2 separate regions of the Homo sapiens genome follow, and region 1 is linked to region 2. The links are chromatin contacts, found by Hi-C or POLR2A ChIA-PET in ENCODE. All regions are on one chromosome and are shown on one strand. The core of a region is the stretch at or near the end of the contact, and the rest is flanking DNA. Distances in the headings are between cores, read along the strand shown.

Evidence for each region. A loop is a pair of places that touch in the nucleus more often than their neighbours do. ChIA-PET counts read pairs that join two places held with the same protein, here RNA polymerase II (POLR2A). Pooled maps may share reads with other maps.
Region 1: a loop to region 2 is called in a pooled map, with 2.0 times the contacts of the local background. The contact joins two enhancer-like sites. A Hi-C loop is called at or near these places in 2 of 168 maps with a recorded cell type or tissue (PC-3 and endothelial cell of umbilical vein), 1 of 37 single-sample maps with no recorded cell type and 10 of 50 pooled maps. POLR2A ChIA-PET finds 5 or more read pairs at or near these places in 2 of 52 experiments (MCF 10A and PC-9).

What each region holds. Positions count from the first base shown.
Region 1 is chr7:55,132,496-55,135,575 of GRCh38, forward strand. All of the region lies in intron 1 of EGFR (epidermal growth factor receptor), which reads left to right. Among named protein-coding and RNA genes, the nearest start is that of EGFR-AS1, 55 kb to the right of the region's middle. RefSeq lists enhancers at 145-1,344, 285-1,284. Within about 2 kb of position 1,401, at least 25 of the 41 ENCODE cell types and tissues checked have a DNase peak (open chromatin) inside an H3K27ac peak, as active enhancers do; they include PC-3 and PC-9, where a contact is called at or near this core.
Region 2 is chr7:54,983,322-54,986,838 of GRCh38, forward strand. No RefSeq gene overlaps it. Among named protein-coding and RNA genes, the nearest start is that of EGFR, 34 kb to the right of the region's middle. RefSeq lists an enhancer at 1,787-2,986. Within about 2 kb of position 2,215, at least 3 of the 41 ENCODE cell types and tissues checked have a DNase peak (open chromatin) inside an H3K27ac peak, as active enhancers do; they include PC-3 and PC-9, where a contact is called at or near this core.

The sequences.
Region 1 (3,080 bases), core at 151-2,650, 150 kb after region 2:
GTGGTAAATGGTGGGACTATGTATTTTACGTATGGTGAAGTCACCAAGCCCAACACTTGGCACTTGTAGGCAAGGTAGTCTTCTAATCTGAATGTGAAGTATTATGTTTTCATTTGCTTGGTAATGAGGAATATTGGTGCTTTCGTCCCAGTTCTCGAGCTGACTGACTTCTCTTTCTGACGTGTGTTCCTTTAGCACACCTCTACACTGCATGGCTCTGAGATGTCCTGTGACTGTTTCATGTGTAAAGTTGCCTCCCCAAAGGACTCACATATTCCTTCAGGGCAGTGAGTACTTCTGATTCATCCTTAGCAGCTACCTTCGCGCTACTTTACTAGATATGTTGTAGTTGAATTAATGAACAAAAGAACAAGCAACTTTGGTGCCTGGTGTGCATCTCAGAGCAGGGTGGAGTGAGCCTGGCCAAAGGGTCATCATGCAACCTCTGTGGCTGACTCCATCTGGCCACGGAGCTTCTCAGCCATGCTTGGTATTCACATGACTTCTAGGGCGACAGCTCAACCAGCAAATAAACAGCTTCATATGGGAAATATTACTCAGCCTTTGTCATCAAGGAGTGAGTCACGGGCCTGAACTGAATAGAAGATAGAGGAGAAAAGGTGTGTGGACTGGGTGAGACAGCGCCCAGCGAGGTGAACTCCCGGCAGCCCTGCCTGTCTTTACCTGCACATCACCTTGCTAGGGTGCCTTCGGTTGTGAGGGCCTGTCTAGGAAGAGAAGAGTTGCACCCTGGCAGGCAGCACTGAGCTGTCTCATGCAAAGCTGAGGAAGAAAGAGTGAGCTGCCCAGTGAGCCTGCTGGGGTGGTGGAGGCTGGGCTGGGCTGTGCAGTCTGCAGCCCCCAGCAGCCCTTGGCACCTTTCTACTGCCTGGTGCTCACCAGCTCTCCAGTAACAAAGAGGGACGTGAAGTCAGAGGGGAAGGGAGGTAGCACAGGGCAGTCTTGACTTTGAACAAAGAGCTGGCTTCCTGAAGTCAGCTGGCCGGGTTTTGAAGCCGATTTTCCAGCAGTGATCTTTGATGCCAACCCCATTTAGGAATTCTGTATCTCCCCCTACCTTCTACCAGATGTCTCTGAGCTCACCTTTGGTGATAATCATGCAATCTCCGTCATCCCCACGTCCACACTGCCCCATTCTGTCCCACCCCGGGTTCTGTGGTGCTGTCGGCTCCCCAGCGAGCCAGGAAGGGAGAGGCCAGCTCTGCTGGGGCTCCTGCCGCCCTGGCTCTGCACTGCCCTTCTCTGGCAGGTCTGAGGCGCCACTGGAGGAGCCACACGGCCCTGAAGCAGCAAGGCAGATGCCCTGGACACAGTGGAGGCACAGAGTGCAAGCACCGGCCTGGCCCACAGACTTTTGGAGGGGAAGTGGTATTATTCAGTTCAAAAGTATGCCTGTGTGTAAAGAGAGAGCCCCTGAACATGAGTAAGCAAAAGTCTCAGCGCAGAGATTAGACAAGTAGAATGCTGGCCCGAGAGGAGGCGTTTACTCACCCTCTGTCTAGGAAGGAAAGCCAGGCCCAGCACGCTCACTGCTATCTATCCTCTCACACAGAGGGATTTTGAATCGAAGCCAGCATCCTGTCCTTTCTCCAATGTCCCCTGCTCAGGAGTCAGGACTCAGCAAGGCCCACCCCAGCCACACACAGATACAGTTCCAGGACTCAGAACTCAGCGAGGCCCACCCCAGCCACATGCAGGTCCAGTTCCAGGATTCAGGACACAGTGAGGCCCACCCGAGCCACATCCAGGTCCAGTTCCAGGACTCAGGATTCAGTGAGGCCCACCCCAGCCACACACAGGTCCAGTTCCAGGACTCAGGACTCAGCGAGGCCCACCCCAGCCACATGCAGGTCCAGTTCCAGGATTCAGGACACAGTGAGGCCCACCCCAGCCATATCCAGGTTCAGTTCCAGGTAAATCATCTGCCTTCCTCCGTCCAAAAGCCTTGTTTCCTGTGTGTCCTTGTGTTTAAAATGGAAACGTTATGAGAAACTGCCTGCCAGGGCAAAGGGTGCTGCCCGGCACACAGTAGGGACTCAAAATGAAACTATTGTATTGAATACATAACAGATCAACGGGTATTGCTTTCTGAAATCTTTTTTAGCCCAATTTTGTTTCTTATAGTCCAATAACAGGTCAAATTCATTTCTGATTTACTAGCCATTCAGTTGCCCATAAAAAATGGAAAGTGATTTAAGATTATTAGTTTAAAAACCAATGAAGGTAAAACAGTTATCATTGAAGGCACATAGGCAGAAATAGATTGCAATAGTTGCTGCCATGTGAAGCCTCAGTGTCATGCTCCATATTTAGAGAGATCTATGATTTCTGAGGCCCTTTCATGTCCATGATCTCAGTACTGCTCACAACTGCCCTGTGAAATTCGCCGAGCTGGCCCCATGTCAATCAGAGTACACTGAGCACTGAGACCCAGCATGTTGAGATAACTGGCTAGAGATCATCCCATAATGGTACCATCACAATCTTCACACTGTAGAAGTTTGATGATGTCACTGGAAGCATATTCCACAGTCCCTTGTGAACTGGCCTTCCTGTGATCAGAAGCATCAGTGAACTCCCAAGAGGGTGGGAACTCCCAAGAGGTATTCTCACTCTACTTAGTGTATATTTTACAAATCACAAGCTTGGCTTTGGATTCTTTTAATGGCTAGAAGGAGAATCATGGGGTTGGAAGTCCACCAGTTTGGGTATTCTGTTCCCTAACTCAAAATAAAGAGATGTTATTTTCAAGTCTTCTGCTTGTTAACTTAATTAGAGATACATGAGTTTGCAGCTGTGCTGGGCATGCCGCAGCTTGGCATGTTTAGTCCAGAAGGCATATTATAATGTACATGGAAGATTGTCAGAAATTCAAAAGGACTTTTTGAGTATCACATGTGTATTTTCAAGTTCCAATATAGATTCACATTCAGTTTGACAGGTATCTTTGGATGCCTATCAGTTAAGAACTATTTATTAGTTGTGGAATAAAATAGGGTAAAATAAGGAACAACTGAGGAAAAAACATAAAATTTGCTTTGTGAATAAAAGTTGTCTTC
Region 2 (3,517 bases), core at 965-3,464:
TCCAATACTTGTACCTCTTTGATTCCCAGCAGCAATGTCTAAAGTTTCCCTGTTCATTTGTTTTTTTTTCTCTTTTAACTCAGCATTTGTTACGTTTAATAAAGACTTACTTGAACATTGACAACTAAAACAAAAGAATTTCAGGATTCTAAACTTTACAATTATTTACCAAGACTTTATCAGCATCTGCAGAAAATTAGAGCCCTGATGTCCTACCCACGTTCTCAGTCCCACGTTGAACACTAAGAACAGGGTCAATCAGAAAACTTACAGAACGAGATGCTATTGTGGCCATAGAATGCTTGCCACCTAGAAAGTCATTTTCTTCTTCTTACCTATAAAATTCCAATAGTAATTGTAACAGCTAAAATCTGGCAGACCCTAGAAACTTAATGAAGATAGCTATATTCTTTATAGCTATATTGTTTATTCATTGCTGCTGTTTTAATTTTATTTTTATTGAGGTAAAATATATATGTAAAATTTACCATCTCTACTATTTTTAAATGTTTTATTTTTAATTTTATGGGTACATAGTAGGTGTATATATTCATGGGGTACATGCGACATTTTGACACAGGCATACAATGTGCAATAATCACATCAAGGTAAATGGGGTATCCATCACCACAAGCATTTCTCATGTCGTTGTGTTACAAACAAGCCAATTATACTCTTTTAGTCATTTAAAAATGTACAATAAATTATTGTTGACTGTAGTCACCCCATTATGGTATCAAATACTAGATCTTATTTAATTCCCTCTAACTACATATTTTTACCCATTAACCATCCCCACTTCTCTAACTTCCCTGCTACCCTTCCTAGCCTCTGGTAACCATCCTTCTATTCTCTATCTCTGTGACGTCAATTGTTTTCATTTTTAGCTCCCACAAATGAGTGTGAACATGTGAAGTTTGTCTTTCTGCACCTGGCTTATTTCATGTAACATAATGACCTCCAGTTCTATCCATGTTGATGCAAATGACAGGATCTCATTCTTTTTTATGGCTGAATAGTACCCCACTGTGTATATGTACCACATTTTCTTTATCCCTACCTCTGTCGACGGACATTTAGGTTGCTTCAAAATCTTGGCCATGGTGAACAGTGCTGCAATAAACATAGTAGTGCAGATATCTTTTTGATGCACTGATTTCCTTTCTATTGGGTATATACCCAGCAGTGGGATTGCTGGGTCATATGGCAGTTCTATTTTTAGTTCTTTGAGGAACCTCCAAACTGTTCCCTGTAGTGGTTGCACTAATTTACATTCCCACCAACAGCACACAAGGGTTCCCTTTTCCCCGCATCCTCACCAGCATTTGTTATTGCCTGTCTTTTGGATAAAAGCCATTTTAACTGGAGTGAGATGATATTTTATTGTAGTTTTGATTTGCATTTCTCTGATCAGTGATGTTGGGCAACTTTTCATATGCCTGTTTGCCATTTGTAGGTGTTCTTTTGAGAAATGTCTATTCAGATCTTTTGCCCATTTTTTCATCTGATTATTAGACTTTTTCCTATAGAGTTGTTGGAACTCCTTATATATTCTGGTTATTAATCCCTTGTCAGATGGGTAGTTTGCAAATATTTTCTCCCATTCTGTGGGTTGTCCCTTCACTTTATTGACTGTCTCCCCTGCTGTGCAGAAGCTTTTTTAACTCAATGGGATCCCCTCTTTACCATTTTCAAGAGTACAGTTGAGTGGTAATAACTATGTTCAGATTCTTTTTTCTCTCTCTCATCTCTCCCTCCCCATGTACCCTTCCCAGACTCTGATAACCACCAATCTACTCTCTATCTTCAGGTGATCCAGTTTTTTATCTGCATATATGAGTAAGAACATGTGATATTTGTTTTTCTGTGCCTGATTTATTTCACTTAACATCCAGTTACCGCAAATGATAGGATCCATATTGCTGCACATGACAGGATTTCATTCGTTTTCATGGCTGAATAATATTCCATTGTGTGTATACCACATTTGTTTTATCCTTTCATCCGTTCATGGACACTTAGATTGATTCCATATTCTTGCTGTTGTGAATAGTGCTGCAACCAAAATTATTGGACCATAATGATCATTTTATTTCAGCAATTTTCACAATGAGAATGGATAACAATGAATCATTTACTGGGTTTGTATGTGGGCAATTCAGGAAATGGTCAAAAATATTAAATGAGTTCTTCATGACTCACTCAGTCACAGTTGTCAGAGCCAGTCTTGGTGATTTCTTTTAGCTGATTGCAGCCACTCTCATCTTCGATGACTCTGCTTGGTGCAGAATATCACTTCTGCATCTGCTCATTTGTCCAAACATTCCATAAGGATTATCCAGCTCTGCGTCAACACTGCCTGGAGCAGGAGGACAGCGAGGTGAAGAGGGCCGAGCTCTCCTATTCAGATGGACCTTGTCATTTTGTTTTATTCCCCCTCCTTGAACCCTTCATAAACAATTCAAAGAAATGTACAAACCCATGTGACAAGCAGTGAAGCTCACCTGGCAGCCACTGCCTGTCTGGGGCCAAGACTCAAGTGTGGCTGAGCAGGACAGAGGGTTCCCAGTCAGGAGATGTCAGCCATAGGTTGAGCTGTAAGATGCCCTGAGGTCTTAGGGACAGTGAGTGTCCCCTGAAGACCACAACAGCACCACGAGATGCTAGGGAGAGCTGTGTCAAATGCTGTTCCTATGGACTCCAAGCCAAGAGGGTCTGCCAGAGGCTAAATGAATTGTTATTTCTTATGAAGAGAACAGGAAAAAGTAAACAGAAAATATTCAAAGCTATGAGAAGGCTTTTCTGGAATAAGGAAATATTTCACAATGCAGATTAACCCACAAGAAACACATTCTGGAGAACACACAACAAGGCACAGCCCGTGAAATTACTGTATCTCAAGGATGAAGAATCATGTAAGTATTCAGGGGGAAAAAAAGCGAGTTACATTTTGGGGAGGAAGTAGGGTTTCCTATAGTAACCAGAAATGCCAGAAGATAAATGAAACTGCCCACCAGAATTGTTACACAGTAAATTTCTCCTTCAGGTAGAAAGGCCACAGAAGTTCTCAAACACGTAAGAATCTAGAGAGATTATTGCATCAATAGTTTTTTTAAATAAGATTTTTAAACACAAAGCGCAACAAAAGTGCTTCATAAGATCCCTACACTAATCCAAACACAGCATTTATGGTACTGAGTATTCAATACATTTAAGTATATAACTATGGAAAGAAATAATTGTGGTGAATAGTGATTATAGAAAAGGATGTAACTGTGATTACCATGAGCACTTAATATAATACCAAACATTTGTAAGGACACAAAGAAATGGGATGGCTCACACATTGCGGGTGGGAATGTAAAATAGTCCACTGATCCTGGAGTGGGGCGGTTTCTAAAGACTAAACCTGCACATATCATACAACCCAGAAACTGTACTCACATGTGTCTATTCGGGGGGGGTCCCTGAAAATCACTCAAAAACCTGCACATGAGTGTACATAGATGCCTACTGG